6 separate regions of the Homo sapiens genome follow, and regions 1, 2, 3, 5 and 6 are each linked to region 4. Evidence: chromatin loops called from intact Hi-C (ENCODE). Cell type or tissue: heart right ventricle. All regions are shown on one strand. Region 1 has its middle 71 kb from the start of NBPF3. Region 2 overlaps ALPL (alkaline phosphatase, biomineralization associated). Region 3 overlaps RAP1GAP (RAP1 GTPase activating protein). Region 4 overlaps ECE1 (endothelin converting enzyme 1). Region 5 has its middle 52 kb from the start of ECE1-AS1. Region 6 has its middle 41 kb from the start of ECE1-AS1.

Evidence for each region. Peaks named below come from ENCODE experiments on the same cell type or tissue, not always from the same donor. Only the 100,000 strongest peaks of a DNase experiment are listed, where the experiment ranks them.
Region 1: a loop joins it to region 4, with 9 times the contacts of the local background. A loop is called at or near these places in 86 of 110 quality-filtered maps.
Region 2: it touches region 4 in a loop (2.5-fold over the local background); 9 of 110 quality-filtered maps call a loop at or near these places.
Region 3: it touches region 4 in a loop (3-fold over the local background); 18 of 110 quality-filtered maps call a loop at or near these places.
Region 5: it touches region 4 in a loop (3-fold over the local background); 86 of 110 quality-filtered maps call a loop at or near these places.
Region 6: it touches region 4 in a loop (5-fold over the local background); 85 of 110 quality-filtered maps call a loop at or near these places.

Annotation. Positions count from the first base shown.
Region 1 is chr1:21,367,162-21,371,161 of GRCh38, reverse strand. No RefSeq gene overlaps it. Among named protein-coding and RNA genes, the nearest start is that of NBPF3, 71 kb to the left of the region's middle. In heart right ventricle, CTCF peaks have their summits at 436 (motif pointing left), 2,267 and 2,491 (motif pointing right); DNase peaks (open chromatin) are centred at 441 and 2,501.
Region 2 is chr1:21,572,106-21,576,105 of GRCh38, reverse strand. It overlaps ALPL (alkaline phosphatase, biomineralization associated), which reads right to left. Exons shown (of 12, transcript NM_000478.6): 9 at 2,307-2,441; 10 at 182-373. Among named protein-coding and RNA genes, the nearest start is that of LINC02596, 12 kb to the left of the region's middle. RefSeq lists enhancers at 609-1,283, 1,284-1,958. In heart right ventricle, CTCF peaks have their summits at 1,158 and 1,870 (motif pointing right); DNase peaks (open chromatin) are centred at 1,325 and 1,885; H3K4me3 peaks cover 485 bases; H3K27ac peaks cover 2,505 bases.
Region 3 is chr1:21,657,127-21,661,126 of GRCh38, reverse strand. All of the region lies in intron 1 of RAP1GAP (RAP1 GTPase activating protein), which reads left to right. Among named protein-coding and RNA genes, the nearest start is that of RAP1GAP, 10 kb to the left of the region's middle. RefSeq lists silencers at 1,492-1,541, 1,612-1,771. In heart right ventricle, CTCF peaks have their summits at 1,657 and 1,858 (motif pointing right); a DNase peak (open chromatin) is centred at 1,826; H3K4me3 peaks cover 364 bases; H3K27me3 peaks cover 349 bases.
Region 4 is chr1:21,253,815-21,257,814 of GRCh38, reverse strand. It overlaps ECE1 (endothelin converting enzyme 1), which reads left to right. Exons shown (of 19, transcript NM_001397.3): 7 at 225-290; 8 at 1,677-1,868. Among named protein-coding and RNA genes, the nearest start is that of ECE1, 35 kb to the left of the region's middle. In heart right ventricle, a CTCF peak has its summit at 2,426 (motif pointing left); DNase peaks (open chromatin) are centred at 2,424 and 3,404; H3K27ac peaks cover 2,465 bases.
Region 5 is chr1:21,343,425-21,347,424 of GRCh38, reverse strand. It overlaps a transcript of ECE1 not described here. Among named protein-coding and RNA genes, the nearest start is that of ECE1-AS1, 52 kb to the right of the region's middle. RefSeq lists enhancers at 1,515-1,564, 1,575-1,624, 2,325-2,704, 3,449-3,538 and silencers at 1,775-1,964, 2,085-2,194. In heart right ventricle, no CTCF peak of the experiment used is centred here; a DNase peak (open chromatin) is centred at 1,854; H3K4me3 peaks cover 3,049 bases; H3K27ac peaks cover 2,344 bases.
Region 6 is chr1:21,332,501-21,336,500 of GRCh38, reverse strand. It overlaps a transcript of ECE1 not described here. Among named protein-coding and RNA genes, the nearest start is that of ECE1-AS1, 41 kb to the right of the region's middle. RefSeq lists an enhancer at 1,906-2,125. In heart right ventricle, CTCF peaks have their summits at 1,393 and 1,596 (motif pointing right); DNase peaks (open chromatin) are centred at 1,612 and 2,010; H3K4me3 peaks cover 1,205 bases; H3K27ac peaks cover 3,764 bases.

The DNA of each region.
Region 1 (4,000 bases), 110 kb before region 4:
TCTAGCGATCCTCCTGCCCCCAACCCCCAAGGTGCTGGGATTACAGGTGTGAGCCATCGCGCTCGTCTTGGACCTGGTCCCTCATCCTCTTCTACCCAGAATGTCCCTGTTCACCCCACGTGGGTCTGCTCTGAGCCTGGGGAAATAGCCAGTATCCTTCTGTCTGTTCATTTCCTTCTTGGTTCGTCTGAGGCTGCTGCTACTCTCTGCCCCTAAAGCTGTTCCCACCTATTCCCAGAGGCTCCCTGAGCTTGACCTGGTTGCTCCTCACCCACCTGAGCTTGGGGCACCCCAATCCACTCCTAGCCCCATTCCCCACCCCACAGGGCTTCCATGGTGCTCTGGGCTCCCCTCCAGCCCCCATCACTTCTTGGGTATCACAGCCTGAAGGCTTGCATCGAGTCCTTCCCTGGATGGACACCTGCTGTCCCCTGCTGGTCAGTTTCTTAGAAGACCTCGACAGTTGTCCAGGCGCAGGGATGGAGCCTGAGCTACCCTTTTTACCACAAGCTGTCACTTCACTGTTGTCACCCAAGCTGCAGTGCAGTGGCAATCTCTGCTGACTGCAACCTCGGCCTCCCGGGTTCAAGCGATTCTCCTGCCTCAGCCTCCCAAGTAGCTGGGACTACAGGCACCCACTAAGAAGACCAGCTAATTTTTGTATTTTGGGTAGAGACGGGGGTTTCACCATGTTGGCCAGGCTGGTCTCAAACTCCTGACCTCAAGTGATCTGCCTGCCTCGGACTCCCAAAGTGCTGGGATTATAGGCGTGAGCCACCGCGCCCAGCCATAACAGTACCGGCCATTAACATGCTTTTTCTAAGGGAATCTTCACAGCAACTTTCTGAGGTAGGTTCTGTTATTGTCCCTGTTTTACAGATTGGAAACTAAAACACTGAGATAAGTCACTTAACTAAGGGATAGTGCTGGGTTTGAACCCAATACTTTCCCCTCCCCCCCTTAAGGACAGGGTCTTGCTCTCTTGCCCAGGCTAGAGTACAGTGGTGCAATCATAGCTCACTGCAGCCTTGACCTCCTGGGCTCAAGTGACCCTCCCGCCTCAGCATCAGGCATACACTACCATGCCTGGCTAATTGTTTTATTTTTTGTAGAGATGGGGTCTCACTATGTTGCCCAGGCTGGTCTTGAACTCCTAGGTTCAAGCGATCCTCCCGCCTTGGCCTCCAAAAGTGCCCCAATATAATTAATAAGGAGAACGAGAACAGCCAACATTAGCCCAGCTCTCCCTCAGGAGTCAGAGCTGCACCGGGCTCTTTAAATTCATCACCTCCTTAAACCTTCTCTCCCACTTTCCACAACGTGGGATGAAACCTTTGCCATTCACTCCACACCCTCAATGCTCCTCCCACAAATACAGCCTGTATGGCCTCCCCAACTCTCAGAGGAGACCTCACAGTGCCAACAAAGTATGCAAAACTCTTACGCATATTTCTTTTTTACTTTGTGTTTTTTTGGAGATGGAGTCTTGTTCTATCGCCCAGGCTGGAGTGCAGTGGCGTGATCTCTGCTCACTGCAACCTCTGCCTCCCGGGTTCAAGTGATTCTCCTGCCTCAGGCTCCCAAATAGCTGGGACTACAGGTACGTGCCACCACACCCGGCTAATTTTTGTATTTTTAGTAGAGACAGAGTTTCACCATGTTGGCCAGGCTGGATTCGAACTCCTGACCTCAAGTGATCTGCCTGCCTTGGCCTCCCAAAGTGCTGGGATTACAGGCATGAGCCACCATGCCTGGCCTTATTCTCCTTATTTTAAAAGGGAGCTAACAGAGTCCTAGAATGTAAAGGGACTTGGCTGACATCCCCCAGCAAGTCAGTGAAGTTGCTGGGTCCCCTCTATGGGCCTGCAGACCCAGGTGTAGGATGTGGTGCCTCTTTACCATTCCTGGCTGCCAGGAGCTCCTAGGATGAGCCTGAAGCTATATGCAAATGTGATCATTTAAATTCACTATGACTCTGAGAGAGAAGGGTTATTCTCCCCACAACACAGGTAAGTGAGCCAATTCAGGCTCACCAGGGTCACAGGACTTATCCAAGTCACTGGATTGACAGGATGAACACTGGCTTCAAGCCCAGGCTTCTCTCTCTGTTCCTCCTACTATAACCAACTGCAGTCCACATATTTTTAGTGAGCACCTACTCAGTGCCAAGCACTGTGCTAGGTGCTGGGGAGGCAGCATGCATCAGCAGACACACCCCTTCCCTCCTGGTGCCCACATCACTGCCGGAGGAGACAGGAAACAGACGTGGAGACCGGCACAGTAATAATCAGAATCCCAGTATCAACCTCAGAAGCTTAGCAAAGTGTCACAGGGCTCCATCCCTGGCGTTCCCCTGTCTCCAGGCTTCTGGAAGTTTCTTCTGCTCCTTCACCCTTCATTCACCAGGGTTTCCCTAGCTCTCTAATAATCCCCATTCCCAGGCCTCCCACCTTGACCACATTCCCAAGTCTTCACTTTAGATCGCCACCAGGGGACAGCCGTGCACCGTGGCAGGTGGCTCCTCCTGCCAGCCCAGCTTGGGCCAGAGTTTCCACCAGAATCACAGACCGTGGGAAAGGAGAGGGGAGGAGAAAGGAAGAAAGGAAGGAAGGGAGGGGACTAAAGGGTGAACCAGGCTTCCCAGCGGGGGTGTCTTAGGGAATCAGCTCTGTCCAGACCTAGGGCAGTTTCTCAACTGTTTTCCCTCCTTATCTTCCTTCCACTTTATCTTCTCCTCGTTCATTCAATAAACTTTTTTTTTTTTTGAGATGGAGTCTTGCTCTGTTGCCCAGGCTGGAGTGCAGCAGCGCGACCTCAGCTCACTGCCACCTCCGTCTCCAGGGGTCACGCAATTCCCCTGCTTCAGATTCCCAAGTAGCTAGGATTACAGGCACGCACCACCACACCCGGCTAAGTTTTGTATTTTTAGTAGAGCTGGGGTTTCGCCATATTGGCCAGGCTGGTCTCGAATTCCCGACTTCAGGTGATCCGCCCAGCTCTCAGCTTCCCAAAGTGCTAGGATTACAGGTGTGAGCCACTGCGCCCAGCCCATTCAATAAACTTTTTAAAAGGCTTTGTTGAGATATAATGTATATGTCATAAAAGTTCACTCATTTAGAATGTACAATACAATGATTTCTTTTTTTTTTTTTTTTCTTTTTTGAGACAGAGTCTCGCTCTGTCGCCCAGGCTGGAGTGCAGTGGCACGATCTCGGTTCACTGCAAGCTCCGCCTCCCGGGTACACGCCATTCTCCTGCCTCAGCCTCCCGAGTAGCTGGGACTACAGGCGCCCGCTACCGCGCCCGGCAAATTTTTTTTTGTATTTTCAGTAGAGACGGGGTTTCGCCGTGTTAGCCAGGATGGTGTCGATCTCCTGACCTTGTGATCCACCCAGCTCAGCCTCCCAAAGTGCTGGGATTACAGGCGTGAGCCACTGCGCCCGGCCTAATACAATGATTTCTAGTATGTAGAGAGATTTATACAACCATTACTGTAACCCAATTTCAGGACATTTTTACCCCAAAAGAAACCTCGTACCCATTGGCAGTCACTCCCAGGCCTAGGCAGGTACTCCTCTCCTTTCTGTCTGTATAGATTTGCCTATTCTTGACATTTCGTATAAATAGGATAATGCAAAATGTAAACTTTTGTGACTGGTTTCTTTCACTTAGTATGTTTTCCAGGTTCATCCATGTTGTAGCATGTATATGTATTTCACTCCTTTTTATGGTTGAATAATATTCTAATGTGTGGATAGACCACATCTTGTTTCTCCATTAATCAGCGGATGGACATTTGGGTTGTTTCCACGTTAGGCTATTATGAATAATGCTGCTGTAAACATTTGTGTACAAGATGTTTTGTTTTGGATTTTTTTTTTTGAAACAGGGTCTCAGTCTGTCACCCAGGCTAGATTGCAGTGACACAATCATAGCTCACTGCAGCCTCGACCTCCTGGGTTCAAGCTATGCTCCCCCCTCAGCCTCCCATGTAGCTAGG
Region 2 (4,000 bases), 320 kb before region 4:
TCAACTCACTCCCCTGCCTCACCCTGCATTTTCTCCCCATCCCCAGTAACTCTTCCTCCCCACCCAGTTGTCATTGAGTCCCCACCATGCTCTGGGCTTGCTGGCTCTCCCACCCACTCCTGCTCCCAGGTGGGTAGACAGGAGACCCCAGGAGTGTCCACCCCAAAGAAGGCCCACCTACCAAAGATAGAGTTGCCACGGGGGGTGTATCCACCAAATGTGAAGACGTGGGAATGGTCCGCAGTGACCACGGTCAGAGTGTCTTCCGAGGAGGTCAAGCTGCCTGCCTGCCCGATGGCCCGGTCCATCTCCACCGCCTCATGCAGGGCCTGCTTGGCTTTTCCTTCATGGTGCCCGTGGTCAATTCTGCCTCCTTGGGACACCAAGGCAAAGGCCTCGGTGAGGGAGGAGGGGAGGAAGATCTGCTCCCCAGCCCCACAACACTGCTGCTGGATTAACCTTTGTTAGCTAGGGAAGGACAGGAACCTTCGCCGGGCACCACTCTGAGCTAGCACCACAGCCTAGGCATTTTACGCAGCCATTCAACCTGACGGAGGCCAGAGAGGGACAGCCCCGGTGCCAAAGGCACATGCATGGGGGCTGCAAAGTCCAGATGTGTAATCAAATTCACCAGGCCGGGAAGCTGTACTCCTCCCACCGCCCCTCCCAGCACTGTCTCTAGCTGCTTGAAGGAGGCACTGAAGCCTTTGGGAGGTAGGGAAGGGGGCACGCTGGAATCCCTACAATGTGCCAGGCACGACACACCCATGTCTCTTTTCCCCTGAACAGCAATGCTGGGCAGAGAGGAATATGATCAGTCCTGTTTACAGATGGAGCAACTGAGGCCTAGTGTGGGGAAGCCCACGGTGGGATTTGCCAGGATGTGAATTCAGGTGTGACTCGTCCTAACCCCGTTTTTCATCTCTACCTCAAATCATCCCCTCTAAAAAGAAAGCACGGAGCTCCCAGAGGTAGTGAAAGTCCCCAGTGCCTGGGCAGTGCCTGTGGCAGGTTCCACAAAGCCCTGCCGAAGCCTGAACCCTCGCAGCCTCCGCCCCCGCTTCCCACCTCCGGGTGAGTGCAGGGGCCTGGCTGGAGGCTTGGCCCAGCAGCCGAGGGCTCTGTGACCTTAAAGGAACACTTCCCTTGCTAACAGGAGGGCGCTGCCTGGTGGACACTCCCAGCTTGGAGGGTCCTGGGCGCCAGGCAGCCCTCTGTTCCCACCAGTCTGAGCCTCGCGGTGGCCCGGCAGGCTGGCAGGGCGTGTCCTCCCTTTGTTGTGGCTCTGGGAGCAGCTAGCCTGGGCGGCCCATCCTGGCCTTGCTCACAAAGGAAACCGCTCCCGGGGGAGCCCGTGCTCACCACCGCTGGTTTCTGGCTGGCTCCTTGGCGTCAGAGGCCTGTTCGGGGCCAGGCCAAGACCGCTGTGCTCGAGTGGGAACCCCGGGGTTTGGCAAGAAAGCAGCCAAGCTGGGCTGGCGGACGCTCACCTCTGGAAGGCGGAGGCGCTGAGCATGTGTGTATGCGTGGGGAGCATATGTGCAAACATGTTCACGTGTGTGCATGTGTGTGTATACATACCGATGTTAGCAGGGCAACATGAGGAACTGCGGTGGGCAAGGGCTGTTAGCACTGGAAGGTTTCTGGAATCTTTATCACTTCCTCACACTTCCTATTGTTCCCGCCTTAACTATTGTGTAGCCATAACAAGGCTAATAATAGAAACACGGTTTATTCTTTACTGGGCCCCGTTCCAAGTACTTTATGTCTCTGAACACAATGGAGGCGAATCACTCTCCAGGAGACAGATGCTATTTTTGGCTTCACATAACAGAAGTGCACAGGTAGAGGTCACACCGCCAGCAGATGGCAGCGCCAGGCCAAGAATTCAGGTCTGTCTGCAAGGCCCCTGGCCGGCGCTGAAAGAGCCTGGGAACATCAGCACACAGCGTGGGAAAGCCGGGGCCTGCGGATTTGCTTTTCTGGGCAGTGAGGCTGAGGGGCTGCTTGCCCCTTCAGGGCCAGGTCCCCAAGAAAGACTACCAAAGGGGAGAAATCTGCCTCCTCTCCCAGGAAGCCTTCCTGGATTGCTGAACCTAACTTGCATCTCCATGCCCAAAGGAGAGCAGCTTGCTGGGCTGGGAGTGTCTACAGTGCCACCCGTCTCCTTCCACAACCTATTCTCCTAAAGGGACCTCTCCCTTCACCCCCAAACCAGTCAGTTCCCTTTAAGAGCTGGACTTCTCCATCCTGACACCAGGGCCGTGTTTCCAGCAGCCCCCTCTCAGCAGACCCGGGGTCCCTACCTTCCACCAGCAAGAAGAAGCCTTTGGGGTTCTTCCGCAGGATCTGGATGGCCACCACCACCATCTCGGAGAGTGACGGGTCCGTCACGTTGTTCCTGTTCAGCTCGTACTGCATGTCCCCTGGCTCGAAGAGACCTGAGGAGGACGCCAGGAGGATGTGGATGCTGAGAGGCTGTGACCCGGCTAGGAGGACTCCAAGGAAGCTGGGGTGTCTCAGGGAATGCAGGCTCCCCACAGCCAGCTTGGGGTAGAGTATGGTGGCTGGGAGGATCCTTATCTGGGTGATTTTTGTGGGCCCAGAATTAGGCCCCCAATTCCTTTTTTTTTCTTTTTTCTTTTTCTTTTCTTTTCTTTTTTTTTTTTGAGACAGAGTCTCACTCTGTTGTCCAGGCTGGAGTGCAGTGGTGCGATCTCGGCTCCCTGCAACCTCTGCCTCCCGGGTTCAAGTGATTCTCCTGCCTTAGCCTCCTGAATAGCTGGGATTACAGACATGCATCACCACACCCAGCTAATTTTTGTTGTATTTTAAGTAGAGACAGGGTTTCACCATGTTAGCCAGGCTGGTCTCGAACTCCTGACCTCAGGTCATCCGCCCACCTCGGCCTCCCAAAGTGTTGGGATTACAGGCGTGAGCCTCCGCACCCAGCCCCAATTCCTTTCATTTTCATTCCCACCACTATGGCGCGGTGGGATCACCATGCCCGTTTCACAGATGAGGAGCACTGAGGCCCAGAGGTGTTCCATAACTTGCTATTGTCAGCTGAGAAGTGGCAGATCTGGGGTTCAAATCCATCAGTCAGTCTGCCTCCAGCCTGCAGGGCTCAGCACACAGCACTGTGGCCCCAAGGCAGAGGGTCACAGCCTGGACTCGATGGGGCCGCTAGAGTGTGTGTGCATTTACATGTTGGATTTGAAGGGCACGGTGGCCTGTGCAGCGAAACAGCAGAAGGTTTGGAATCATTGTCCCTCCTGCTCACTGGGCTCCGTTTTCTCACTTGTGACATAAGGAGAATGATCCATTCCTTGCCCATGGCACAAAGTTCCATGTGTCCCATGCTGGTGCTTCTGATTCTGGTGTCCTTCCAATTCTGGTGTCCTTCCAGAACACCCTGCCCCTCTGTGAGTGGGTACACAGCCGAACAATAGCTCCCATGCACACAGGGTTCACTTGGTGCCACATGCTGTTAGCGCTTTGGAAGCAGGCAAAAGCCAGCCTCCAAGATGGTGCCCAATAACCCCTGCCCCCTGGAATTCACGCGCTTGTGTGGTCTCCTCCCACACTAGCCTTTGTATGCCATAGAATGCCACCGAAATGATGGTGTGTGATTTCGAAGGCTGGGGCATAAAATGTTGTAGCTTCTGTTTATATACTCTTGGATCTCTGTGGGAAGCCAGCCACCATGTAATGAGGACACTCAAGCTGCTCTATAGAGAGCAATGTGCCAAGGAACTGAGGCCTCCTGCCAACAGCCAAGACCAACTCGCCAGCCATGTGAGTGAACCATCCTGGAAGCACCAGCCCCAGTCAAGCCTTCAGATGACTGTGACCTCATGGGAGACCCAGCTAAGCTGTCCCCAGATTCCTGACCCAAAGAAATTGAGTGAGGCAATAAATGTTTACTCTTGTTTTAAACTGTTAAGTTTTGTTTTGTGACAGGGTCTCACTCTGTTGCCCAAACTGGTGCAGTGGCATG
Region 3 (4,000 bases), 400 kb before region 4:
GCATGCACCACTACGCCCAGCTAATTTTTGTATTTTTACTAGAGATGGGGTTTTGCCATATTGGCCAGGCTGTTCTCGAACTCCTGACCTCAGGCGATCCACCTGCCTCAGTCTCTCAAAGTGCTGGGATTATTACAAGCATGAGCCACCGCGCCCCAGCCATCTCCCTCCTCCTCCTGTCCCCAGCTCAGCCCAACTACATTTGCAGCCTCTTCCTCTGCTTCTCCTGCCCACCTGATTTACCCCTGGGGTAAATGAAGGCATGACTCAGCTAGGGCTCCTGGGCTTTGTGTATCCCAAAGAAGACCCTACTGGCAACAGTGTTAACAGCCACCACCGTGCAAGCCGTTCGTGAGCACAAGGCACCATGCTAAGGTGTCTGTGTGCATCACCTTGTTTAACACGCCATCACTCTGTGAGCTAAGAGCTAGTATCATCTCCATTTTCCAGATTGGAAACTAAGGCTGACGGTCACAGCTCAAGACTGAGTCGGGGCTGGGTGCAGTGGCTCTTGCCTGTAATCCTGGCACTTTGGGAGGCTGAGGCGGGAGGACCACTTGAGGTTGGGAGTTGAAGACCAGCCTGGCCAAAATGGTGAAACCCCATCTCTACTAAAAATACAAAAATCAGCCGGGCATGGTGGCGGGTGCCTGTAGTCCCGGCTACTCAGGAGGCTGAAGCGAGAGAATCGCTTGAACCCTGGAGGCAGAGGTTGCAGTGAGCCAAGATCGTGCCATTGCACTCCAGCCTGGGTGACAGAGCGAGACTGTCTCAATAAATATATATAGCTGAGTTGGAACCCACTCTGTCCAGCCCTCTTGAGCCTGTGCCCTTCCTCACTGGCTCACACTGCCCTGCTCTGTATCCAGGCTGTGTAGTTATGCATTTAGAGCCCTGGTTCCTGGAAGGCAGGGCTTCAGCCAAGCAACGGGTTATTAAGCACCTACTGTGTGTCTTGGGGAGGTGCTTTGTGAGGCTAAAGCTTGTGAGGATGGGGAGATTGGGTTCCTCTGTGAGAGATCTTGAGGCTCCATGCCCGCATCCTATCCCAGAAGGCATTCAAGCCCGAGGATACCAGGACAGAGCAGCCAGGGCAGGGCAGTGTGTACTGTTGGAAGGACTTTTTCCCTGGCAGGAGCGTCCCTCACAGTGACTCAGAGCAGTGTGAAGACCTCAGAGAGGTTTTGTAGCCATATCTGCATCCACTGATCCTTAGGCAAGCCACTCAGCCTCTGGGACCTTGGCTTCCTGATCTGTGAAATGGGGAAGATGATTGTACCTAATTTACAGGGTGGGTTTAAGGACTGGATGAAAGCACTTGGCACAGGGCCTCGGGAACTAGAAGGGGCTGTGCCACTGAGCTGCAGCGCACGGGTGATAGGGACTGAGGTCCCGAAGAGCTCGGAAGAGCTGGATCTGCTCTGTTTGCACACCTCAATTTCCCCCGTCAGCCATGGCAGACATGTAACTCTTGCAGGATCAGCCTCACGGGGCTGTTGTCAGGATCACAGAGATCCCGGAACGCGTAGGTGCGGCCCCGTGATCTGCGCACCGAGAGAACGGGTCCCGCGGGAGGGGGCGGCGAGAGCACAGTGGGCGGGCGCAGGTGCGCCCTTGTGAGCTGGGAGACGTGCGGCGGCGCCTGGCGCCGGGGAGAGGGCGAGGACGGGCGCTGGGGCCGCCTCCATGTAAGGGAGGGGTGAGGAAGTGCGGGGGGTGGCGAGCGCGCGGCCGGTGACTGGGGGCGCTGTCCCGGCGGCTCCGGGTCCCCACCCTTCTCTGAGATGCTCCCGGGGCGCTGTCCCTGGTCCTGGAGCCCGGGCGGCCGTCGCCTGCAGTTCTTATGACGGCCAATTGGTGGCGCCCGAGACCGCGGCGGACTCCCGGACCCATTAGAGAACACGTTTTAAAAAGCGTTCTTCGGCCGGGCACTGTGGTTCACGCCTGTTATCCCAACACTTTGGGAGGCTAAGGCGGGCGCATCACCTGAGGTCGGGAGTTCGAGGCCAGCCTGACCAACATGGAAAAACCCCGACTCTACTAAAAATACAAAAATTAGCTGGGCCTGATGGTGCATGCCTGTAATCCCAGCTACTGAGGTGGAGGTTGCGGTGAGCCGAGATCGCGCCATTGCACTCCAGCCTGGGCGACAAGGGCAAAACTCCGTCTCAAAAAAAAAAAAAAAGCGTTCTTCATTTTCCTGTCATGATATTCCTAGGAAATAAGCCTGCCTACACACCTGACTTCAAAAACCAACTATATACTGGCATAAGAGATGAAAAAGGCCCTCCACCTCCCTACATGAATGCTGTGGCATGACCACACCACAAGAGCCAAAGAAGTAACCAGCCTTGGGCACCTATTTATTAAAAATATACCCTTAGATTTAAAAAAATTAAAATTATCGTAATAGAGATGGAGTCTTGCTTTGTTACCAGGCCGGTCTCGAACTTCTGGGCTTAAGCAGTCCTCTCACCTCAGCCTCTCAAGGTGCTGGGATTACAGGTGTGAACCACCTTGCCCAGCCTACCCTTAGATTTTTTGTTTTTGTTTTTGTTTTTTGAGACAGAGTCTCAAAAACTCCAGGCTAGAGTGTAGTGCTGTGATCTTAGCTCACTGCAACCTCCGCCTCCTGGGTTCATGCAATTCTCCTGTCTCAGCCTCCTGAGTAGCTGAGACTACAGGCGCATGCCACCACACCTGGCTAATTTTTGTATTTTTAGTAGAGACAAGGTTTCACCATATTGGTCAGGCTGGTCTCGAACTCCTGGCCTCAGGTGATCTACCCGCCTCAGCCTCCCAAAGTGCTGGGATTACAGATGTGAGCCACTGAGCCCGGCCTACCCTTAGATTTAAGAGCAGAAAGTCATGTCGCTGTACCTGACCTCTAGTTCAGAATGACTTCAGTAGCTGCACCTTTGAAAAATGTATTATGGATTAAAGCCACACCAAAAAATATTCATTTGTAAACCAGAGTTAGGTTCTAGGATGGGTTACCCGGGCTTTTTACCCACTTGAATATCTAGGAGGATATCTGATGAACAACAAATCTCCTGAAGTGGGACTCTCACCAGCGTAGCTTTCCTGTCCCCCACCCACTGAATGACAGTGGCGACCCCGTCATTTCTGAGGACTGAAACCACCCTGGCGCCCTCTGGGGGGCAGAGCCACCCTTGTTGAGAGCCACTGCCTCAATGAGGGCCTTGTCGGGGTGGAGAGGGGCTCTCAGAGTCCCAGACTGGTTGGCCTCCTGGGAGGGTGGTATCATAAGGAACTGTTGGGAAACTCTCTCCCCCCATTATAGATGAACCAGCAGAGGCCAGAAGTGGGAAGGCACTTGTGATGAGAAATGGTGGGTTGCCAGCAGAGCTGGGGCCACAGGCAGGTCTCCCCAGGTCAGGACTCCGCCAGCCCAGCTTCCTGAGGGGAGCTCTGGGCCTCAAGCAGTCTCCCAGCTTTGTCCAACTGCCCCGAAAATGGGCTGGGAGGGCCACGCCCATAGCAGTGGAGGTAGGAGATGGGGGCTGGCCGGCTAGACACCAGCCTGTAATACATGAGAGGTGTCTTGGCCTCCACTCTGCAATCCTGGAGATGCAGCAATTGCACTCTTCTCTGACCCCCAAAGAGCCATTCTGTCTCCTACCTTTATTTCTTCCCAGTAGTTAGCTGGATGCTCCATGCGTGTTTGTGAGGTGTGTACACATCTGTCTGTGTATATTGTATGAACATAAATAATGTGATTTGAGTAAGGATGTGTGGGCCTGAGATTCCTGTGCCTGTATGTGCTGTCATCAGTGTGTATTTACATGCATGTACTAACGCAGCCGGAGTCAGTAGGTGCATGTGCACTGATGGGGGACCTAAGGGTGGGAGCTGGAGTTGACCTTTGCATGTGCACGTACTTGTGGGTTTGCAGCATGGGGGCTGATGTTCATGTGAGCCTGTCTGCATGCATTTGATCTTGATGTGATCTCTACAGGCATGAGTTAGATGACTCTTT
Region 4 (4,000 bases):
GAGGAGCCCAGGAGCCCTGCGGGGGGGGGCCACGTGGACAGGCAGGAATGTGTCATCCCGTCCCTGAGTGGGCTTCTCAGTGACTGTAGCCAGCAGTCCTGCTTCTCCAAGGGCCTGAGCTGGGCCTCTGCTGCCATGTGCCAGCCATTCCCAGGGCAGGAGGCCGTGCAGTGGATACACGCATTGCAACACGAATTCCCTCTCATGCCTGCTTCTCTTGCCAGGTGGACCAGTCTGGCCTGGGCTTGCCCTCGAGAGACTATTACCTGAACAAAACTGAAAACGAGAAGGTAAGCGTGCCTCTCCCCTCCCAGCCTGCCTCCCAGCACGGTCCTTCCTGCTCCGTGTCCACACCCACACCTGTGCAGGTCTTTGAAGCTAGGGGAGCCCAGGGGTGTCAGTGACCTGATGGGTGAAACAGGCAGACCCTGGCAGGGGAGGGACACCCCTAGGCTGGCTGTGTCACTCAGGCATCATGGACACAAGGGGCAAGAGACAGGTATCATTTGTCCTGGTTCTAGAGAGAGGCAGAGGCAGCAATAACAGCTACCACAATTCGCCTGGCCCTTTATACATCACCTGTGACCCTCCCATTAACCCTGCAGATACTGAACTTCATTTGCCTCATCTGTCAAACAGGAATTAGTTTTGTCTTGCCTTTTACAGAAGAGGGTATCAGGCTCAGAGATGCTAAGTGATCTGCTCAAGGTCACATAGCCAGTAAATGACGAGCCTGAGATTCACATCCGGATCCACGTGCTCCGAAGCCCATGGCTCTCCCTCCCCCTGGCCTGCCTCTTGTGATGCCTCTTGGGGCGACCTCACCTGGAACTCATTCATCTGTCCTTTCATCCTTCCGCCGGCATGTACTTGACCAAGCGCCCACAGAGTGCCTGATGCTGGGGAGATGGTAGCAGACAAGACCACCATAGCCTTCGTCCCACAGGGCCTGTGGTTTGGTCGGCGAGGCGGATATTATTTAACTAAGAGAAAGTGAAGCTGAGAAAGTCTACCGTGGAGACCTAATTCAGATCTTGGAACACGGGTGGGGGGTGGTCAGAAAAGATGCATTCTAAGAATGGAAAGACAGCCCCAGGACAAGCCCTGGAAGACAGGGACCAGCCCAGGTGGGGACCTGTGAGACGAGCCAAGACTTTGGGCTTTCTCCTGGAGGCTGTAGGGAAGCAGCAGAGAGACACGGCCCCGAGATCATTCTCAATGCTGTGTCTCCCACGGGTGTCTTCTTCTTTTTTTTTTGAGACAAAGTCTCTCTCTGCCGCCCAGGCTAGAGTGCCATGGCGCACAATCTGGGCTCACTGCAACCTCCTCCTCCTGGGTTCAAGTGATTCTCCTGCCTCAGCCTCCTGAGTAGCTGGGATTATAGGCACCTCCCACTATGCTCAGCTAATTTTTGTATTTTTAGTAGAGACGGGGTTTCGCCATGTTGGCCAGGTTGGTCTCAAACTCCTGACCTTAGGTGATCCACCCACCTCAGCCTCCCAAAGTGCCAGGATTACAGGCGTGAGCCACCACACCTGGCCCCACGGGTGTCTTGGGGGCACTGTGCAGCCCCCTGGCTCCCTGTGCCGGACTTGGCTGGCCAAGCCCCCCACCAACTCTCGTCCAGTGGATAGTGGGGGGGCAGCCACTGACAGTTTGGGGTATGGGCCCTGCAGGTGCTGACCGGATATCTGAACTACATGGTCCAGCTGGGGAAGCTGCTGGGCGGCGGGGACGAGGAGGCCATCCGGCCCCAGATGCAGCAGATCTTGGACTTTGAGACGGCACTGGCCAACATCACCATCCCACAGGAGAAGCGCCGTGATGAGGAGCTCATCTACCACAAAGTGACGGCAGCCGAGCTGCAGGTAACTTGAGCGCCGGCTGCTAGGGAGGCTGGGATGGCCTCCAGGTTTCAGACAGGGCCCTGGACTGGGGGCTTTTATACTCATTTCATCTAGTCCTTGAAACTATGTGACAAAGGAAGGATGGTTGTTATGCCCAGTCCACAGATGGAAAAACTGATGCTCAGAAAGGTCAAGTTACCTGCTGAAGGGCACACAGCTAGTAAGTGACTCCAAAATAGGCGCCTGGCCGACACCAGGCTGCTTCTCTGTAATTAATAGTGTTTACTTGGAGGCTCGGGGTCATGACCACACCAGCTTACATTGACAGCGCCTTTCCAGTCTCTCCAGCACCAAGCACATCGAACTTGGTTACAGTGAGCACTTAATAAATGCATGGTGTGGATTCTGTCATTACTTTTCCCTTTTCTGAGCCAGATCAAGGTCCGGAGGCTCCTAAGTGGCAGAGGAGCCAGCCGCAGATGGGCTCACTGTACAACAGGGCGTTAGATCTGTGATGCTCTCTGTCACCCATTGGAGAAGCCCAACGTCCAAGGGCTCAGCCTCTGCCAAAGGCTGCCCTCTGGTGGCTGCTTGGTTCTTGAGGGTCCAGAGAGAATAGCTTGCTGGTTCCTTCTTTCCAGAGCATCAGCTGGCATTGCAGAGGGATCAGCAGAATGGCCACCACCGATCTTGCCGTTTCTTGACATCACCCAGGAATGCGTGGCCAGGCCTTGCTTCTCTGCTGAGGAGGGGCTCCCGCAGAGTGTCATCTCCCTCCTTCCTTACCTTGTGACCAGCCGAATTTGACCTGTTGTCCGTTCCTTCTACTTTCAGGAAGAACACTAGGTCCCTGCCCTTTACCCTCCTCCAGCTGACAGGTGTATATGGGTCCGTCTTGGGACCTTGCGCTTCATGTGCTTCCTGGCTAGTGGGGGACACCAGCTAGAAACAACCCTGTCTCATTGCTGAGTGCTTTGGGCAAAAGCAGCGGGCCCTGGGAGCCAGGGGTGGGGAGAAGTCAGGGAAGGTGAGTCTAACGATAGATGAGCATTTCCAGGCCAACTGGGTGTCCCAGGCGGAGATGCAGGCCGTGCTAGGGCCCACGATCAGGGTCAGGGGAGCCTGGCCTCCTGCTGGTGCTGGCTGCCCTTCAGCTCCCAGAGAAACTGGCCTGAGGCTCAGTGGTGCTGCTCAGACCAGGATGGAGATCAACAGCTGCTGTTAGATACCATCTGGCACTCTTTTCCTGCTCTGAGGCCAGGAGGCTGAGGGTGATGTTGTTTGTGCATTATAATTTGGTTTGTTCCAGCCGATTTCTCAGCCTGAGGGGCCCCCGCAGTGCCTCAGCCCCCTACCGTGGCCATGATGCCAACTGTCTGTGCCAGGAATAGCGGAGAAGGCACAGGAGCCCTGAGCACATCAGCCCAGCATGGCCACCAGGTTCCCCCCAGGCATCCTATCACCACTGCTTCTGCTCTCTTCTTCCAAGCAGAGGAAGAAAGGCTTTTCCTGCCTCCCAGCTGCACAGCTGCCAAGGTGGGGGGAGTTTAGCAGACTCAGCAGCTTGTAGTACACAAGCCCTGGGCTTAGATTCAGAGGACTGTAAGCCCCTTGGAGCTCTAAGTGCTGGGATTATAAGCATGAGCCACCACGCCTGGCCAAACAGCCTCTGTGTTCTAAGTACCCAAAGTTCAATTAAGATCTTTAGGAAATATATGGATTCTCTCGAGTTTTTACAGATATTTCTGATTAAATTCTAATGTGAATTTGGCTGCCTTCCTTGTAAAATGGGCTTGGCTCGTTCACTCACCCCAGCTGTGTGCCAGAACACAAATGAGACATAGCCCTTGCCCTCACAAGGGACTGTGGTTCCTCTTTTTTTTTTTTTTTTTTTTTTTTGAGACAAAGTCTTGCTCTGTCGCCCAGGATGGAGTGCAGTGGCATGATCTCAGCTTACTGCAACCTCTGCCTCCCAGGTTCAAGCGATTCTCCTGCCTCAGCCTCCTGAGTAGCTGGAATTACAGGCAGGCACCACCACGCCCGGCTAATTTTTGTATTTTTAGTAGAGTCGGGGTTTCACCATGTTGGTCAGGCTGGTCTCGAACTCCTGACCTCATAATCCACCCGCCTCGGCGTCCCAAAGTGCTGGGATT
Region 5 (4,000 bases), 90 kb before region 4:
AATGACTCTGTGTGCCCAGACGCATCCAGGGCCACTCTGGGTCAGCACCTGGGCAAGGGTTGCAGTCAGTTGCTCCTCCTCTTCCTTGCTGGCAGTAGGTTCTGTTTCCAAATTCACCCTGGTCACCCACCACTACAGCCTCCTCACCCCCGTTGGCTGATAGGCAGGATTCCCCGGATCTTTCCCTCTGGCCTCACGAGCATTCTGTCTGGCCTAATGAACTCTTAGACATCCTTCAAAGCCCAAATCCCAATGCCGCCAGGATGTCTTTCTCCTGAACATACACTCATTATGCCCCCTACACAGTAGTTTCTCTTTCTCAGCCCAACCCAAATATAGATGATCACAAAAGTCACACAACAGTCACACACAAAGACCACAGTGTCACCACACACACAATGTTTTTATCTCGATGTCTCTTGCAAACTGGGTTACACACAAAGTTGTACCAAATCACAGCCATGTCCCTCTTTTGTGTGGGCACGTACAACACACGCAAACTACACCACAAAAACCCAGGATTTTTTCACAACTTGTTTACAACAGGGACACCACATTTCTTTCTACCACATTAACATGCATGTACAACAGGACCCAAAAGTGGAGATCACACATCACACACACACACAGGCAGGCTGTCTTCTGTTCCTTCCTCCTTCCCTTGACCTCACAAAACCTACACGTGGAGACAGTGTCTCTCCTGGACCTGCAAATTCACACGCCTAGAGAGCCACGGCTCCTTCTCTCTGCTTTGCTACCATTCCCTCCCTCACCCCTCTATCACGGGGACACACACACACACAGCAACAAACCCCAAATACAGCGGACACACACACACAGCAACGAACCCCAAATATAGCAGACACACAAACACACAGCAATGAACCCTAAATATAGCGGAGACACACACACAGCAACAAACCTCAAATATAGCAGACACACACACACAGCAATGAACCCCAAATATAGTGGACACACACAGAACAAACCCCAAATATAGTAGACACTCACAGCAACGAACCCCAAATATAGCGACACACAGACACACGGCAACAAACCTCAAATATAGCGGACACAGGTTGTCCTGAAGTCCCTGGACGGCAACGAATCCCAAATAAATCAGTCAGGGCTTTCCTTCACATATAAACACACGGGCACGCGGAATCCACCCCTCCCCCACTTTCTGTCTCCTCATCTCTCTTCCTCTCTTACACACACACACACACACACACACACACACACACACACACGGCAACAAACCCCAAATATACCGGACACACACACACAGCAACAAACCTCAAATACAGCGGACACACACACAGCAACGAACCCCAAATATAGCAAACACACACACGCACATATACACACAGAGCAACAAATCCCAAATATAGTCAGGACTTTCCTTCACACATAAGCACACGGGCACGCGGAATCCACCCCTCCCACCGTTTCTGTCTCCTCTTCTCCTCCCTCTTACACACACGCGCGCGCGCGCGCGCGCGCGCACACACACACACACACACACACACACACACACACAAGCAGCTGCAGCGCCCCGGGTCACACTCCAGTGCAGGAGCCAGGCAGGAGACAAAGGTCGCCGAGGCTCCCGGCGGCCCCACCGGACACAATCGAGCCTCTTCCCGGTTCTGCTAGCTCCCAACGCCGGTCTCGGCAAGGTCTGGACCCTGCGCCCCGAAGCAACAACTCCCGCCTGCTCCTGCCCTCCAGGTTCCCCGCGCAGCCCGGGCAGCCGACTCCCAGCGCGCCAAGGGTTAAGGGCCCGCGCGGGCGCGGGGAGTGCAGCCTCAGGCCGTGATTGGCTGCGCCACCCAGGCCCCCGCGCCCTGCCATTGGCCCCGCGGCGGCCCCGCCCCTCCGGCACTCGGCGCCGAAGCCGCGAGCTCGCCCGCTGGAGCTGAGCGCGCCGCCTGGGCCAGGCAGCCGAGCCGTCCGAGCAGCTGGGCTGGGAGCAGGGAACCCGGAGCTGGGAATCGGGAGCCGGGCGCGGGGAGCTGCGCGAAGCCGGGGCGGAGCACGCGAGCTATGGTGAGTGCTGCGCGCGGAGGTCTGGTCCGGTCCAGCCCAGCCTCGACGGTCGCGGGCAGCGGTGCCGCGGGTGGCACCCGGGGCCGCCCTGGCTCGCGGGGGGCTGGGCGCCGGCTGCAGCAGCAGCCCCCGCCCGGCTCTCGGAAGGCGTGGAGTCGGGGAGCGCCCGGGCAGAGCGCGGCTCTCCCGGCGGCGCTGCGCTTGGTCCCGTCGGGGGCGGCCGCGCCGAGCTTGGTTCTGGTCCCAGCCGGATGTGGGGGGCTCGGGGTCCCCGGTTCGCTTTGGGGACGGTTGCTGCGGTCTGTTTTGGGTTGTTCTGAAGTCCCTGGACTCAGCTTGGCTTGGAGACCCAGGGCAGCCGGGCTGGGTCGGGCTCGCGGGTGGCGGCGATTTCGAGGTGCCTGGATGCAGCTGGACCTGAGCGTCCCGGGACACTGAGGTCGGTCTGGGGCTCGCCTTGGGGCACTGTGGGTGGCCACGCCCGGCGCATTCGGAGGGCTAGGTTGCGGCCCTCTGGGACTGCTGATCCAGCTGTGGCCTAAGGGGTGTATGTGGTGGCGACGCAGCTAGGTCGGTGCTGTCAGAGACCAGGGGACACTCAGGGGCCCTGCACCCAGCGATCCGGTCTCCCCAGCATCTCCCGGTGATGGGTCCTCAGAGGAGGGGCTTGCTGAGGCCGAGTGCTGACTGCGATAGGCAGGAGTACCAGGGAGAAAGGGAACTGGGGAGGGGCGTTTCATGGGGCTCTCTAAAGCCCCAGAAGAGAAATCCATTTGATCCAGGCTGGGCTTCCTGGGGGGGGGCTGTTGGGAGGGGCATTGTCCCTGGACCCCAAGAGCAAAGGCCCTTTGTCCACTTGTCCAGGGCCGGGTGCCGGCCTCTCCATCACGGGAAGGGAGCCATCTACTTCTCTTTGGTTTCTTTCCCTATAGACGAGCCACTCGGATTCCCTCTCCTAGTTCTGTTCTGTGCCCTGTGAAGTGGGTCAAAGTCACCATGTAGGGCTGAGGAGGGCATGTGCCTGGGATGGTGGCTGCCAGTACCTGTGATCCAGCCCCTCCACTTCTCTGTGATGATGCTGCCAAGCCCGAGGGCGCCTGGATGGGAGCAGGATGGGACCCCCTGTAAAGCCGAAGAGTCCCACAGTGGTTCCCAGCCCCTGCTGTGCCCAGAGCTGGAGTCCCCTTACAACCCGCCCCCCCATCTCTCCCTTCCAAGGCCTCTTCTCACCCAGCTAGGGTCTTCTTTGCTTAGGCACCGCCAGTTGCCTCACTAGAGTCAGAAGTGGTGGAATTATGGCTTAGTTCTATACCTGAAGGTGCTTAGAGACCACGTGAGACTCAACCTACCTCCTCCATTAGGAATCTCCCCTGTAATGCCCCACCCAGACCGTTTCCGACACAGGGAGTGCACTATCTGTGGACCAGCACTGGATTTAAAGTCTCAGTGTATGGGCACCAAAAGGCCGTGAGACTTTGAGGTTGTATGATCCCCTCTGCCTCTAAGCCCACCCTGAGTTACTCATAAAGAAAATTTTTTCTTCCTTAAAAACCACCAAAAAAAGAAAGAGGTCCCCTCACTTTGCCTTGGTGACACTTTATAGATCCTTACAACTGAAGAAGCCCACCAGCCTATTGTGAAGAGTCCAGGCTTTGACGTCACACCAATTTGTGTTTGAACCCCATCCCCTCCACTTCCCCACAGGGACTTTGGTCTAGGTGAAGCATCACCCTTGAGTTTCAGTTTCCTCATCTGCAAGATGAGATGATAACACTTACCTCCAAAGGGTGAGATAACCCAAGTGAGAGTGCTTTGCTTCAGTACTGCTTAGTTTTCTTTTCCAAGCTTGAGCCCACGCTGGGAAGTTCTACCTAACATCTAACCTATTTGCCCCAGGGGTTGTCTCTGGAATCCAAAACAAAAGTCTGTCATCCATCTGTCCAGGGCTATG
Region 6 (4,000 bases), 79 kb before region 4:
CTGGTCTCGAACTCCTGACCTCAGGTGATCTGCCCACCTCGTCCTCCCAAAGTGCTGGGATTACAGGTGTGAGCCACCACGCCCGGCCTCAGTGAATGTTTTTTGTTGTTTTGGTTTTGAGACAGGGTCTCTCACTCTGTCACCCAGGCTGGAGTACAGTGGCATGAACACAGCTCACTGCAGCCTTGAACTTATGGGCTCAAGTGATCTTCCCACCTCAGCCTCCTGAGTAGCTGGTACCACAGGTGCACCACTACACCCAGCTAATTTTCTGATATTTTTTTGTAGAGACAAGGTCTCACTAGTTGCCAAGGCTGGTATTGAACTCCTGGGCTCAAGTGATTCATCCACCTTAGCCTTCCATGGTGCTGGGATTACAGGTATGAGACACTGCCTGTCTCAAGTGTTTTTTGAAAGAAGGAAGAAATTTGAGTCCTTTCTTTGTCTTAATGCCCCAGATTCACTCTGTAGCCCTGCCCCTGCCCCCAGGGCCTGGCAGTTCTGGGCTGGCACTCTGCCCAGACCCTGGGCTTTGGGCTTCGCCTGCTGTTCTGCAGGGTAGGGAAGGGCCTCCCTCCCTGGAGACCCACTGATTGGCTGTGTGACCTCAGGCAAGTCCCTTCCCCTCCATAGTCCTCACTTTCCCCTTCCGTCAAGCACTGGGTGGGTCGAAGCTTCCCAGCTCCCTGTGTCTGTGGTCTCCCTCATTTGGGAGCCTTTGCTCCTGGTGTTTGGTGCCTCTTCACCCCCAGGGTCTCACCCACCCCAGGCAGGAGCTCAGCTGGCCTGTAGCTTGCAGAAGGACCATTTGGGAAAGCTGGTGGGCCCTTCATTCTTGGTACCCGCCCTAAGAGCCTCACTGCGACTCTGTCCACCCTGGGTGAGAGCCCTCCAGAGTAGGCCCCCAGCCGTGAGAGCCCCCCACCCACTGAGGCTTGGCATCAGGTCGCCCTCGGTCTGAACCCTGCTATTCCCTGGCTCTGGGACTTTGGGCGGCTCAATCCACCTCTCAGGGCTGCAGCGTCCTCATCTTCAGGGTTGTGAGCACCCAAGGAGGCCCTGCCTCATTGTGGGGACAGAAGAGAATGGAGCAGTCACATGCCTGCCCCTAAGGAGCTGCACTCTAGGGGAGGAAGCTGGAGACCAAACAGGCAAAGCCACCCACCAGAAGGATCGCTCCGAGAGAAGAAAGGAGACAAAACAGGGCGATGTGGTGGAGAGTGGCTGTGAGGGGAGGGGGCCGCTCTAGAGGAGCGGCCAGGAAAGGAGGTGATGTCTGAGCTGGGACATGAAGGTTGAGGAGGGGGCAGCCGGGCAAAGACGGGGGCGGGGGAGATGAGAGTTCCCGGCTGCCGGAACAGCAAGTTTGGCACATGTAGGGGGTGAACGCTGGTGTGGCCGGGCAGAGGCAGTGGAGGGTGGAGGGAAGGCTAGGGAGAGGTGGGCCTGGAGGGGCAAGCCATGGACAGCCTTGTCTGTGGGGCAGGGGTCAGCATTTCGTTCTAATAGTGGTGGGAAGCCACTGGAGGACCCCACGTTGAGGGGCGACTGGGCTTGGTTTCTGTTTGGAAAGACCTTGGCTGCTGTGTAGAGCATGGACTGTAGGGGGCAGGAGGGAGGCAGGAGCGCGGGCCTCAGGATATTCGTCTGTCCTGAGGCTGAGGAGGCGTAGGTTTCTGCAGGATCTGGGATTTTGGCTGCTACTTCAGGGATGGGAGAGAGGTAGCCAGGCATCCCAGATGCTTCGAGACCTTGCTGGCAGCAGAGCACAGTGGGCAAAAGTTACCTGTGGAGCCAGACAGACCTGTCTGAACCTCCACTTCAACTCAGCCTTCCGGGGTGGGCTTGGGATTCTCCCAGAGTGACCAGTTCCCACCGTCCCAGCCCCTGGGGACCCAGAGAAACAGAGCCAGAGGGCATTGAGCTGGAGCCTGCCTCCCTCGCTTCCGCACACCCTGCCGAGAAGTGAGGGCATAGGAAGTGATGGCCGCAAGGGGATGCCCAGCCCCTCTGCTCCAGGGCTGCTGTTCACACGGCCACGCTGGAGGGAATCCTGTGGCTTTGTGGTTCCTTGTTTCCTGGGCTGGTCTGGTGGAAGATGGCCATGAGAAAGCGGCACTTCATCTTCCTTCGCCCCTGAGTGTTCAGTGGGTGGTTACTCGGCATCCTGTTGGGCTTCCGGTGTGGTGGCTGGGAGCCAGAGAGAGGAGGGCATGAGAGCTCACAGAGTCACAGGAGGTGGGACTTGGAGGTCATCTAGGCCAACTTCCTCATAGGGCAGACCAAGGCTCACAAAGGGAAAGAGACTTACCTGAGGCTATACAGCAGGTTAGAGGCAGGACTTAGACCCTGATTCTAGACTCCTCATCCAGCACTCTTTCTAGATAAGATGGAGGTATGGAGGTTTTGGAGCCAGACAGATGTGGGTTGTAGTCCCAGCTCTGTCACTTAGTCCCAGCTGGGTGACCTTTGGTGAGTGACCATCTCTGAGCCTCGGTTTTCTCCTCTATGAAATGGGATGATGGTAGCACCTTTCTCATAGTGGTGTTGTGAAAAGTGGTTGATAATTTATGACAGGTTGTAAAGCTCACAGGACGGTGCACGGAGTTGGCCCTTGGGAGGTGGGAGCTGTTATTACCTTTGTGGCTCCGTCATTTTTTTTTTTTTGAGACGGAGTCTCGCTCTGTTGCCCAGATTGGAGTGCAGTGGCACGATCTCAGCTCACTACAACCTCCACCTCCTGGGTTTAAGCAATTCTCCTGCCTCAGCCTCCCAAGTAGTTGGGATTACAGGCAGGTGCCACCATGCCTGGCTAACTTTTGTATTTTTTAGTAGAGACGGGGTTTCACCATGTTGGCCAGGCTGGTCTCGAACTCCTGACCTCAAGTAATTTGCCTGCCTCGGCCTCCCAAAGAAGTTGGGATTATGGGCGTGAGCCACTGCGCCCAGCCCGTGGCTCTGTCATCCTAACCTCCTGAAGCACCGGAAAGAATGGCTGCGTGCTGGCCCTCACATATGCTGTTTTCTGATGAACGCGGTTAGGGAGGGAAGATGAGAATGGGCCATGGTTGGCCCATCTCTCTGCTACTTATTTTATTTCCCCACTATATTTGAGAGACTCCTTAGCCAGGCCACACTACTACCCACCCACCCCCCCGCCCCCCCCACGGCTCTGGTGGGCTGGAGCTGTGCTGTCTGCCTTCAGCCCAAATAGGGGTGGGGGAGGCGGAGGCACTAAGTGCAGGTCCCGGGTGAAAAACTGGGCAGCTCCCCCCACCTTCTGCATCAGATCCCTACCACGCACCACCAATACCTGTTTGTTCAGTGTGACCTAGTGGTTAAGACCAAGGGCCATGGGATCAACTTGAGCTTGAACCCTGGATCTGCCATTGAATTGTCACCAAGGACTTTTAGCAGGCGTGTCTTCCTCTCTGAGCCTTGGATTTCCCATCTGTGAAGTGAGGATAAGTCCCTCCCAGGAAGACTGCAAATATTCAGTGAGAGGAGCAGCACTCAGAGCATGCATGGTGCATATCTGGTGCTAGACTCCAAGAATTGGATGGCACTAATATTGTAACAGTGTTGACACATGTCCCAATTGTTTCTCTTTCCATAGCTGTTCTTAGAAACTTACTTCACCATCCGCCCACCCCACCCCCATCCTGTGTTCCCGCAGCCCCCTTCCCTCTAACTCCTCGCCTGACTGACTTCTCTCAGGGTCACCTTGGACTGAAATCTTTCTCCCCCTCCCCTCCCCTCCCCTCCCCTCCCCTCCCCTCCCCTCCCCTCCCTCACCTCCTCTCCCCTCTCCTCCCCTCTCCTCCTGTCTCCTCCGCTCTCCTCCTGTTTCCTCCCCTCCCCTTCCCTCCCCTCTCTCTCCTATCTCTCTCCCCCCCTCCTCCCCCCTCCCCCTGGACTAACACAGATCAAGAGTTCAAGCTCTGGCCCAGCCTGCCTGGGTTTGAATCCCAGCTCTGCCATTTACTGGAGCAGCCTCAGG